3 separate regions of the Homo sapiens genome follow, and regions 2 and 3 are each linked to region 1. A link is an interaction called in ENCODE POLR2A ChIA-PET data of the cell type or tissue named here. Cell type or tissue: HepG2. All regions are shown on one strand. Region 1 overlaps LINC02028 (long intergenic non-protein coding RNA 2028). Region 2 has its middle 6.0 kb from the start of HES1. Region 3 overlaps LOC102724877.

The links. Peaks named below come from ENCODE experiments on the same cell type or tissue, not always from the same donor. Only the 100,000 strongest peaks of a DNase experiment are listed, where the experiment ranks them.
Region 2: POLR2A ChIA-PET joins it to region 1 with 14 read pairs; 14 of 35 experiments call an interaction of 5 or more read pairs at or near these places.
Region 3: POLR2A ChIA-PET joins it to region 1 with 10 read pairs; 14 of 35 experiments call an interaction of 5 or more read pairs at or near these places.

The regions. Positions count from the first base shown.
Region 1 is chr3:194,056,137-194,060,136 of GRCh38, forward strand. All of the region lies in intron 1 of LINC02028 (long intergenic non-protein coding RNA 2028), which reads right to left. Among named protein-coding and RNA genes, the nearest start is that of LINC02028, 13 kb to the right of the region's middle. RefSeq lists enhancers at 807-1,752, 2,388-2,437. In HepG2, no CTCF peak of the experiment used is centred here; a DNase peak (open chromatin) is centred at 2,325; H3K4me3 peaks cover 870 bases.
Region 2 is chr3:194,140,128-194,144,127 of GRCh38, forward strand. No RefSeq gene overlaps it. Among named protein-coding and RNA genes, the nearest start is that of HES1, 6.0 kb to the left of the region's middle. RefSeq lists an enhancer at 551-1,545 and silencers at 1,178-1,247, 1,338-1,757. In HepG2, a CTCF peak has its summit at 1,728; DNase peaks (open chromatin) are centred at 844, 1,354, 1,604 and 1,994; H3K4me3 peaks cover 1,842 bases.
Region 3 is chr3:194,122,868-194,126,867 of GRCh38, forward strand. LOC102724877 reads left to right here. Exons shown (of 6, transcript XR_002959666.2): 6 at 1-607. Among named protein-coding and RNA genes, the nearest start is that of HES1, 11 kb to the right of the region's middle. In HepG2, no CTCF peak of the experiment used is centred here; no DNase peak of the experiment used is centred here.

The sequences.
Region 1 (4,000 bases):
TGCATGGGTACCCCCAGGACACCCTGTGGGTGCACTTTGTTTTTTGTTTGTTTGTTTGCTTTTGAGACGGAGTCTCACTCTGTCGCCAGGTTGGAGTGCAGTGGCACAATCTCAGCTCACCGCAACCTCTGCCTTTCGGGTTCAAGTGATTCTCCTGCCTCAGCCTCCCAAGTAGCTGGGACTACAGGCATGTGCCACCACGCCCGGCTAATTTTTGTATTTTTAGTACAGATGGGGTTTCACCATGTTGGCCAGGATGGTCTCGATCTCTTGACCTCGTGATCCACCCACCTCAGCCTCCCAAAGTGCTGGGATTACAGGCGTAAGCCACCGCGCCCGGCCTAGATGCACTTTCAGTACCCCTGCTGTGTGCTGTGTGGGTGGGTACTGAGTGGGCGGCGGGAGGGGCACAAAGCTCTTCCTGCCTGACTCAGGCAACTGTGCTGGGTACTTTTTGCTGATATAAAATGGCGCTGTAGGAGCTGTTAGCACAAAGGTAATGGAATCCAAGAGGAAGAATTAGCCAAGAGAGACGTTCAGACCAGTGGGAAGCGAAGCTGGTGTGGCGCGTGTTTGGGGGAGGGCACACATCTTGCTTTTCCACGTGCCAGAGAAGGGAGCTCTCAAACCATCCTAGAACTTTGGTCTTCACTGCTCTCTCCCCAGAAGCATCCTCTAAGGACTCGTTCTGTGCCCACACCTCCATACAAAGAAACAAACTAGACAGGGACAAATTCTGACTCCTCGACAGTCTAGCCAAACCTGTTCATCAACAAACTGGCCTGCTGGATGCAGACTTCACTGTTTCAGGGCAGGAGTTCCCCCAAGTGCCTGGCATACTTCCTGGGGCATCCAAGGCAAGACCTGGCCCCTGCCTCAACCCTCATGCCGTGGGTCCCTCTCTTTCTCACACCTCTCTCCTCTCTCTTCAGACCGACCCTGGGAGCCAACTGCCTGCCATCGGCCTCTCCTGTCCCTGCCTGCCCTGTCCCTTTCCAACAGGCAATAGATGAGGTTGCCAGGGAGCCCCTCTTGAGAATGGCGGCATGAGAGTCAACAAGCTGCCAGCACGTGTCCAAAACGGACAGCAAGTACTTAGTTCCTGGTGAGTGCTGGGTGTGCCACCCCGGGGTCCCAGCACTTTCTGACCAAAACAGAGCATTTAAGAAGGTCCTGGCCAGGTGTGATGGCTCACGCCTGTATCCTAGCACTTTGGGAGGCCGAGGTGGGCGGATCACCTGAGGTCGCGAGTTCGAGACCAGCCTGACCAACATGGAGAAACCGCGTATCTACTAAAAACACACACAAAATTAGCCGGGCGTGGTGGTGCATGCCTGTAATCCCATAGTCCCAGCTACTTGGGAGGCTGAGGCAGGAGAGTCGCTTGAACCTGGGAGGCGGAGGTTGCAGTGAGCCGACTCCAGCCTCGGCAATTAAAGCAAAACTCCTTCTAAAAAAAGAAAAAAAGAAAAGAAAAGAAAAAAGAAAGTCCTCACTTGCCATGTCTGACTTCCAGATTTCCCAGCGTTTCCTTCTCCACTTTCTTGAGGTTCGTGGCTTGCAAAGGTTAGGAGCACTGGCTCTGGAGCAAGACCGCCTAAATGTAAACCCAACCCAACCATTTGGAAGCTGTGTGATTCTGAGGAAGTTGTTAAACCTCTCTGGGCCTTCTTTGGTGCCTGTTAGGCAGAAATAAGAATTCCTATGTCATAGAATTGTTGTGATGATTAAATGAGTTATTACATTTAAGTGATTAGAACCGTGCTTAGCACAGAGGAAGCACTCAAAAGTTAACTACTATTAGTGATGTCTAAACTTTTTTCCCCAGGGAAGGATCAATGCATTTATCTGAGTCAAGTTCAACTTTGCACTCCAGTCCTTCAGGCAGGTAGAGAGGTATCTGAATCATGTGAAAACCGTTACCGGTTTGGGGGCGAATATCAGGAAGGAGATTTAGCCCTTAGAGATTTAAGGGCTTAAAGAGCCTCAGTCCCTGTTGACCACATAACATCTGCAGAAAAGAAAAAAAGAAGGAAAGAGCGCTGAAGGACCCACCCAGGGAGGAGGCTGAGCCGCGCTCCCTCTAGCCTCCCCAGAGGTGCATTCGTTAGGTTCCCGCCCCGGCCCCAGCCCCAGCCCCAGCATCAGCTCCGGTTCCTCTGCAGACGTTCAGCCCCTTCGGAAATGTAAAACCCGGGAAGCGAAAGCTGCGGCGACCTCCCAGAGCCTCTCAGGCACGCGGCATCTCTCCCCACCGGCAGCGCCTTGAAATACCAAAGGCCTAGCCAAAGATGGAACCGTTTTGTTGGGAGCTCGGGTTTCCCCCGCCGCGAGGCTGAGCCGGTGGCGCAGCTGCTCAAAGGTCACGCCCGAGACACGTCCGCACAAGCCCGGGTGGCGGGGCGGGCAGCGGGGAGAGAAGAGGGGAGTGGGGAGGGGGACGGGGGCAGGGGGGAGGGGCGCCACCTTCTCCAGGGCCCTGCGGGGTGGGCTCCCATCTTCATCTCGCAAGCATCCAACCCGGGGAGGTGGCTTTCCTCTCCCTACTAAGATTTTATTTTTGCAAAACAAAAGGGATGCCAAAAAAGCAAAAGTTCCTAAATGAAAAGAAAATGCTTCTTTAAAAATGCTAATTGTGAGCTTTTTATTATTGTTTTGGAATTTCAACTGATGGCTGAAAATCTAAATTTGGCCACAGGAAACCTGGATCCAGTTAACCTTGAGAAGTTAAGTCTTCATTTTCTATTAAGTAAAATATTTGGGTTTGAATGCTTAGAGCCCTCTGCTTATGATAAAAATAGAGGCACTGAGCAGTTTAACCACCTGTGTTTTCCTTGGATCGCATATTTTCCACAGTAAACAAGAAAACACAGATTGGAAATCCATTCATTCCTTCATAAGAGTGCTTCAGTTGGGGTTTATTTGTGTTTTCAATCAATAGAAACCAAAAACAACCTTTGCAGGGTTATGATATTTCATGCAAAGAAGCTCCAAGAAGCTCTTTTTATCCCCTCTGCAGCTATTTCTACATAAATCCCCAGATTTTTTTAACGCAGTTAATAATTATAATTCCATTTAGTTTTCTGAGCACATACTACATGTTTTACCTGCTGTCATCTCATTTGTGATAACACTTGGAGAGTAGTTATTCTTAATTCTTATTTGCCAGATGAGAAGACAGGCTCAGAAAAAATAAGCAGTAGCTAATAAGGGACACAGCCTTTACATCTGAGAGCTACAAAGCTGTGCTGATTCCACCACCAGAAACCATTTCCAGTGTTTAAATATTACTAAATAAATAGACGGTTAGATTCATGGACAGGAGTTTGTTCTTTTAATTCCCAAGCTTGCTCTTTAGGTGACAGGCATACAGTGGAAGACAAGTTTCTGGCCAGGATAATACTATATAGCATTACTAAGCCTCTGAGCCTCAGTTTCCCTTCTCCAAAATGAGACATATATTTAAGGTATATATCCAGCTCTGACATCCAGAGACTTATTCGAAATGAAAAGCTTAGGCTCAGGCCGGGTGTGGTGGCTCACGCCTGTAATCCCAGCGCTTTGGGAAGCCAAGGCGGGTGGATCACCTGAGGGCAGGAGTTTGAGACTAGCCTGGCCAACATGGTGAAACCCCGTTTCTACTAAAAATACAAAAATTAGCTGGGCATGGTGGTGGGTGCCTGTAATCCCAGCTACTCGGGAGGCTGACATGGGAGAATCACTTGAACCAGGGAGGCAGGGATTGCAGTGAGCCAAGATCGCACCACTGCACTACAGCCTGGGTGACAAGAACGAACCTCCATCTAAGAAAAAAAAAAAAAGCTTAAGCTCTTTGGTCCATCACTGGCATGGCATAGTATTAATCACCCCTTTCCTGACTCCCTGCTTCTATTCATCTAACTCTGTGGTTCTCAACGTTAAAATCTCCTGGAGGAGCTTTTAAAAATACAGATGCTTAGGCCTCGCAGCCAGAGATTCTGCTTTCATTGGCTTGAAGTAT
Region 2 (4,000 bases), 84 kb after region 1:
ACTCAAGCACCAGTGTTTCATTTGGTAAGCCTGTCCTCTGGGTCCACTAGGAGCCCCTTAACAGTCCTGGTAGAAAAAATCAGACCTCAATGTCTTATTTTTACACAAGGAATTCCTTTTACATCGATGTCTTTAAAATTCACAGGAAAAAAAAATCTCAACACCAGTTGAAAATTCAATGTCCCTATGTTGAAGGGGAACAATTTTAAAAGTGCATTTGTATTAATATCACCGAAAGTACATAGATATCTTCCTAGGGAGGGGACTAAATCAAAGGAAAAACACAAATACGTTTTTTTCTTTTTTTTAATTGGTGATTTGAAAAGAGCACTTTTTTTCCCCCTGAAAGCTAGGTTTAGACTATTCCACGAGGATTTTTTCTTTGTTACAGTAAGGGGAGAAGGTGGAGACCCCACTAGGCTCCAAACCGGAAAGGGCACTTTCCAGTTCCTGCCCAGCTATGCCACCAAATTCACTGTGTCACCTTGGATAAGTCATTTCCCTTCTCTGGGTCATTTCCAAGTCTGGAAAATGAATGGACTTATTTCTAAGACGCTGTACCCTCCTGCACTTTGGCTGTTTCTGGAGTAAGTAGCTGAGGGAGAGGCGAAACTTCAAAAACGACTTCAATGATGTTGCCTCCCTGGGGGTCCCTCAGGCCTGGCCTAATTATACGGCCTCGGGCACACCAGCAGCCCCTCTCGCCGGCCCCCAGCAGTGCTGATCGCTCGGGGAGATAAGGCACGACTCCAAACTGCGTCCGGATGCGGGCCGCGGGCCCCGGCTGCCGCGCGCATTAGCCTCTCAATGGAGCCCTTCCGGGGCCCCGGCCCCCCGCCGTCTCCAGCAGCATCCGGAGCGGGAAAGGCGCCGAACTGGAAGGGGGTGGGGGTGCTCTTCGGTCAACACGAGAGCCCTCTCCAAGCGCAGAAGCGCGACTCCGGAGGCTCGCCCCTCCTCGCGCCCCGTCCCACCCCACGCGTTTCTGGAATGGGGACCCTGGGGTTTCGTTGGACCCCCTCGTCGTCACCACCGTCCCGGGAAACCTGTCATTAAAGTCAATTAACTTTTCCCACACCCGTTGGCCGGTAACAACCCGCTCCTAGCTTCCTCCCCGGCTCCTAAGTGCAACCAGATGGGCGGACGGGCTGCCCCCGCCGCGCGCCCGCCGGGGCGGCCCGGGGGTTCCAGGGAGGCCGCCCGGGGCCCTCCGCCCGGGCGGGAGCCGGCCAGGGCGGCCACGCCGGGCCAGCCCTGGCGGCCCTGCGGCCAAGGTGGTTCGCTTAGCAGGCCCGGCTGCTTTCTGGCAGGAAATGAATAGCTCCCAGATGAGCTCAGGCAACCTGAGAGGTCGTGAGAACGGCGCGAACCCCCGCCTGTGCAGCCGGCAGCCTGCCAGGCCGCGGGGGGAGCGGGCGGCGGCGGCGGCGGCGGCGGGAGGCCGGGAGGCCCGGCGGGCGGGCGGGCGGGCGGCGCTGACACACGAGCCCGCGCCCGCTCCCGCTGACAGGCAGGCCGCCGCCCCCGCTTCCCCCGCCCCGGGCCCCAGCGCCTCCCAAGCAGCAGGCCTAGGCCGCAGGAAGGCGGCCGCGCGGCCCCGCCGGGCCTGGGGGTGGGGCCGCCTGCCAGTGTTTTTCCAGTTCCCCCGGTAGCTCCGGGCCGCATTTAGTAGCTGGGGAAACTGGGCCGAGGCCAGGGCCGGGGCACTAGAGGCCCTCGCGGCCCGCAGAGCCCTGCCAGGCGGCAGGCCACGCCGGGGCAGGAGTGGGCAGAGCGGCGGGGTGAGGCCATCCCAGCCCACAGAGCCGTCCCAAAAAAGACCTTGCCACCAGACAGCAACCCTGGACGCCTAAAAAAAAAATCCTCATTTCTGAAAACCCTGAGCGCCTACTGAGTGCTCAGCAGGCCCAATTCCCACCAGCCTCCGCCGCACCGAGCTCCCTGTGTAGCCGGGGAGATCCACAAACACCCTCGTGACTCATCCCAGGTTTGATGTGCTAAGTGCCAAAACTGAAGTTTAAACAAAGGGCACCTAGAACAGAGAGATTAATTCTGATGAGAGGAAACCAGGCCGGGGAGGTTTTTCAGAGTTGGCACTTGAAGCCGAGAGGTGAAAGATGAGTTCAACAGGAAGGGTTAGAAGCAGAAGGGTGAGGGAAAACGCGGAGATGAACATATATACGTCCAGTCTGGGGAGATGTCAGTATGTTTACCATGGTGTGGTATCTAAGTTTTCAAATATACAAATTGGCTTAGAGGTCAAAAAAAGAAAAAGAGGGATAAGCCCTGCCGCAGTGGTTGGCTTAAATGCAATACAGCCCAGGGGTTAGAAGCACGTGGTCTGGCTCCTGGCGGCTTGGCTTAGGTTTTGAGCCCGAGGGAAATTACTGAACTCCCTGCCTCAATTTTGTAACTCTGTATCTCATTTGTAACTTAGGGCTCGTCAGGGTAGTGCTTCACAGGGTTGAGAAGATGAAATGAGTACATGCACTTAAAGCATTTAGAATAGTGCTGTCAGCTCTTCGGATTCTTAACCACAGTGAGGGACGTTCACCAGACAAGAAAGCCAGTCCCGGCCTTTGCCCAGCGATGGCAGGATCTGCTTGTAATTGCACCAGGCCCTAGGTGAAAGGACCACTGCTTCTTCCTTAGTTTCTGAATTTCATGCATTCATTTGATAATTATTGAACCAGGCACTATGGGAATAAAGGGAGAAGAAAGGCATGGTCTCTGTAACTATAAAGCTATCTGGTAGACAAGACAGCTTCCACACAAGAACAGCACTGCTGGGCGCGGTGGCTCACGCCTGTAATCCCAGCACTTTGGGAGGCCAAGGCGGGTGGATCACAAGGTCAGGAGATCGAGACCATCTTGGCTAACATGGTGAAACCCCGTTTCTACTAAAAATACAAAAATTAGCCGGGCTTGGCGGCATGCGCCTGCAGTCCCAGCTGCTGGGGAGGCTAAGGCAGGAGAATGGCGTGAACCTGGGAGGCGGAGCTTGCAGTGAGCCAAGATTGTGCCACTGCACTCCAGCCTGGGTGACAGAGCGAGACTCCATCTCAAAAAAAAAAAAAAAAAAAAAAAAAAACCAAGAACAACAACAAATTGCTGTGTTAAGTGCCATAAGGAAAGAGTCATGCACAGTGATGGTACAAAAAAAGATTGCACGTCACAACAGGTAACTTTTTTGGTTCTCCAAATATGATTAATCCTTGTGATCATTCATAGAAATTACTGGCATAGTAAATAATTAGTCAAATTCCACCTAAGAAAGGTGATTCTCAAATGGTTAATTTCAAGGGTAATTATTTTACAATACTAACATCTTCTGCATGAGCATAATTACCTAGATGTGGTCAAGAAACTGGACTGCGAGTCAGGAAATCTGAGGCCTGATCCAGTTGGACTGCTACCTGTGAGATGCTGGCCAAGTCCCCTTACGTCTCTGGGCTTCGATCTCTGTGCCAGCACAATGAGAACGTTAGGCCAGGAAGCCTCTGAAGTGCTTTCAACTCCAGTCTGTGATTCCCTGTCCTCAGTGTGCTTCTGTGTGCCTTTACAGTTTGACACATGCTCTGTGGCTCTAGCAATGTATATCAGGCGTATTTCAGACCTTACAGCCAAGGCCCTGGCAGGATTGTTACAGACAAGTTTTTTGTTTTTTTGTTTTTTTTTGAGACGGAGTCTCACTCTGTCGCCCAGGCTGGAGTGCAGTGGCACTATCTTGGCTCACTGCAAGCTCTGCCTTCCGGGTTCACACCATTCTCCTGCCTCAGCCTCCTGAGGAGCTGGGACTACAGGCACCCGGCTAATTTTTTTTTTTTTTTGTATTTTTAGTAATGACAGGGTTTCACCGTGTTAGCCAGGATGGTCTCAATCTCCTGACCTCATGATCCACCCACATTGGCCTCCCAAAGTGCTGGGATTACAGGCGTGAGCCACCGCGCCCGGCGACAGACAAGTATTTTCATCTGCAGTTAAAGATATGGGGACTGAG
Region 3 (4,000 bases), 67 kb after region 1:
GCACATACAGTCGGAGGCCCGCAGAACCGGGATGGTCATGTATCCCAGCCTATGCCAGTTGTCCCAGCATCAGTGTTACTAGCATTATCTTCCACTCTCAAAAGTGTTCCAGTTTGAACCCTAAATGATATGGTCACCTCCACAGAACTGGAGCAGGGAGGGTCTTGGGTGTTCATCTTTCCCACCAATCTTATCTCCTACAAGTGAGATGGGTGTCCAGGGAGGATCTGCCCAGGTTTATGCTTTTGATTTCCCCCTCCCTCTGCAGCCCTTCCCATGCCCTCCTGTCTCCGTGAGGGAGGGAGGACCACCCGCGCATCCTGCACGCCAGGCCCATATTGACGCCTGATGCTTTTGCCTCCATTCAGATCTCGTCTTTCTGTGAACCTGAGGCTCATTTCAATTTTTCAAGGCAGGACCACAACAAGCTCTGCATCTGCCTGCACACAAAGCCGAAATCACAGTGCTTGGGTGGTGGGGACCCTTTTCCCTGAAAAAGAAGAAGTCAGATCATTTCTTAAGGTCTCTCCCAGCCTTAGAACCTGTGATTCATAAGAAACTGGCTGAAGCTTTTGGTTTGTCAATATACTCATGAACCAATTTACCAGAGTGGTTGCCATCCATTTCTTTGAAAAAATTAGCACCTTGTGAATTTTCATTAGATGAATGAGAGTACCTATCTTACATATCAGAGATGTTTATTATATAGTAATAATAAAGGTAGCTAAGAACTTACATTGTATTTACAAAATGCCAGGCACTGTACTAAGCACATTACATATATTGGTCCTTATAACAATCCTATAAGGTAGGTACAATGAATACCTCCCCATTGAACAGGTAGGTAAATCAAGGTACAGAATTGTTATGTCACGCAGCTAGAATGCAAGCAAGTGGAACATGAACTCAGGCAGTCTGGCTCCGGAGTTGGCCTTTTCACCACCCTGCTATCCAGTTTCTCCAAATATCTATGTAAATATATGTTCAGCATTCCTAACCGAAATAATCAGCAGGCCAGTCAAATCTCAGCTGTAAAACACTTGAAGTTCACAGAGCAAGTCACTATTTACATCTAGGAGGGCATTTCACCTCCGCTTTATAGACCCCTTTACCGATATCACTCAGCATTGTAAAACAACAGGTGTGTTGAGGTGCTCTGTCAAAACAGGTGTTTCTGTGTGCTGTGTTTACACTTATTTAACCCAGGGTGTCTGGGCACAATTGCTATTTATTTCTTAGTTATACGGAATCTTCCACAGGGAGCTCGTATGAAAAGAGGTGTGAGGTGGGAAAAGAGGTGAGCAGCGGCCCTACCTCAGGACCTTTGGCTGGGCTTGTACACTACCCCGGCGACTGCTCACTGGACTCACCTGTCCCAGGCATCCTCCACACTTTCTTTTCCAGTCTTCCAGAAGGACCAGTGATCTGCCTACTGGCCTTTTTTCCCCTTCCATCTGCTTCCCAGCAGTGGAACCTGCCTGCTTAAATCTTACTTATTAACTATACATAGATATGGCAGACTGCGATTACAGTAGAATTGTTTGGGAGCTCAGTATCTTGCCTCTTCCCACGTACCTTACCCTGGGAATTGCTTTGTACTTGCATATTGCCATGTGGTGGTGTGTCTTTAATAACCATCAATAAAGATAGGCCTGGGAAAACACAGACAGCCACAGACTCCTCTAAATTCACCTGACTGCACAGAACAGAGCTGTCTGGAGAGGTATCCCGGCTACCCAGAGGTGGTCACCAGGAGTGGTCAAAGTAAACCCACCCCCTTTGATTCAGCAGCCAGAGAGAATTTAGAAGAATAGGCTCACCCTCTGAGGGTTCCTTGAATCCAATAAAACCTGTTCTTAAGTCTGAGTTCATTTATGGATTTATTCTCCAAATATTTGAGAGTGACGGTTCTGTGAAAAGTATTCGCCTAATACCACGAGGTGTTTCATAGCTTCTTTATCAGAAAAGCAATAGAGATCAAGGATGTGGGAAGGAAGGGGAATTTTTTTTTTGAGACAGGGTCTAGCTCTGTCATCTAGGCTGGAGTGCAGTGGCACGATCTTGGCTCACTGCAGCCTTCACCTCCCAGGTTCAAGTGATCCTCCCACCTCAGCTTCTCAAGTAGCTGGGACTACAGGCACATACCATCATGCCCAGCTAATTTTCGTATTTTTTTTGTGGAGAGATGGGATTTTGCCATGTTGCCTGGGCTGGCCTTGAAATCCTGGGCGCAAGTGATCCACCCACCTAGGCCTCCCAAAGTGCTGGGATTACAGGCGTGAGCCACCGCACCCAGCTGGGAAATTTTTATAATATAAGCCTGGGGTGTCACACTCTGCACAGATTAATAGCATTTGAATAGCAGGCAGGGATGGAAGTAATTGTCAAAATAGGTAGGTAATTTTGCCTTGCATGTAGTAGGTGCTCAAGAATATTTATCGAGTGGAATTAAGTTAAACAGACAATTAGAAATTGGATGGTCTTAGCCACTGACTATACTGTCTGTCATCAGTGCAGGTTCACTCAATACAAAGAAAATGAGCTGGGATTCTACCCCTCCATCCAGGTGACAGGTGGTGCTAGATGCCGAGTCTAGGTCTGCCCCAGGTGCCAGGGCTTTGAGGGCAGGGAAGGAGATGAATAGCCACCCATAACAAGGAGATCAAATACTTGAACTTGAGTACTGGGGTGCTTCCATGACTGTGAGAGCCTATTGAAATAAAGGTCACAGCTGGATACATGTATGATATATGCACAGCGTGGCAACCTCCTCCAGGAGCCAGCAACATGCTGGGACTTTATTAGGAGACCTCCCATCAGGTAAGGTGAGCCTGGCACACACCAGCACGCTGCAAGAGAACCCGCTCTCCCTGAGTCCTCTCAGATTTCAACCAAAGCTGGTCTGTGGAAGTCCAAGTCCGCAAAAGGACAGACTCCTTTTCCCTACTAAACATAATGTCAATACACCGAGTGAGGCTGAGGGAATCCAAAAATGAGCTCTGTCATGTAGACAGTTGCCCACAGTAGTTAAGGAACTATGGAGATTCATGCTCGGTCCTTTCTCTGAAGCTCTGAGGATTCAGTGTACTGCCTCACCCTTTGTTCTGAGCCACTGTCCCCCGACCTCCTGCCCTGGACCATCACCCCTAGACTGAGTAGCAGGGTATGGTCCCCCTAAGTCCGCAGTCCTGGTCATCATCTCCAAACAACCCACAACTTTTCCAGCCTATGGGATTACATATACATATATACACACACACACACACACACACACACATAATGTGTATATATATGTGTGTATATATATAAAATGTGTATATATACACACATATAAAAAGTGTGTGTGTGTATATATACATATATAATGTGTGTGTATATATACATATATAATGTATGTGTATATATACATACATACATATATATAAAAAAATTTTTTTTACTTTAATTTCCGGGATACATGTGCAGAACATGCAGGTTCGTTACACAGGTAGACACGTGCCATGGTGGTTTGCTGCACCTATCAACCCATTATCTAGGTTTTGAGCCTTGCATGTAGTAGGTATTTGTCCTATTGCTCTCCCTCCCCTTGCCCCCCACCCCCTGACAGGCCCCAGTGTGTGTGGTTCCCCTCCCTGCATCCATGTGTTCTCATTGTTCAACTCTCATTTATGAGTGAGAACATTCAGTGTTCGGTTTTCTGTTTCTGTGTTAGTTTGCAGAGAATGATGGTTTCCAGCTTCATCCATGTCCATGCAAAGGACATGATCTCAGCACACGTAGGTTTATTGCAGCACTATTCACAACAGCAAAGACTTGGAACCAACCCACGGCCCATCAACGATAGACTGGATAAAGAGAATGTGGCACATACACACCATGGTAGCCTACGGGATTGTATGTTACACCTATGGCAATACAAACAGCATGGCACGAACAACTAACTAGTAAAAAGCGATGCAGCTTCCAGAATTCCACACGGGCCCTCATTCTCAAACCTGGT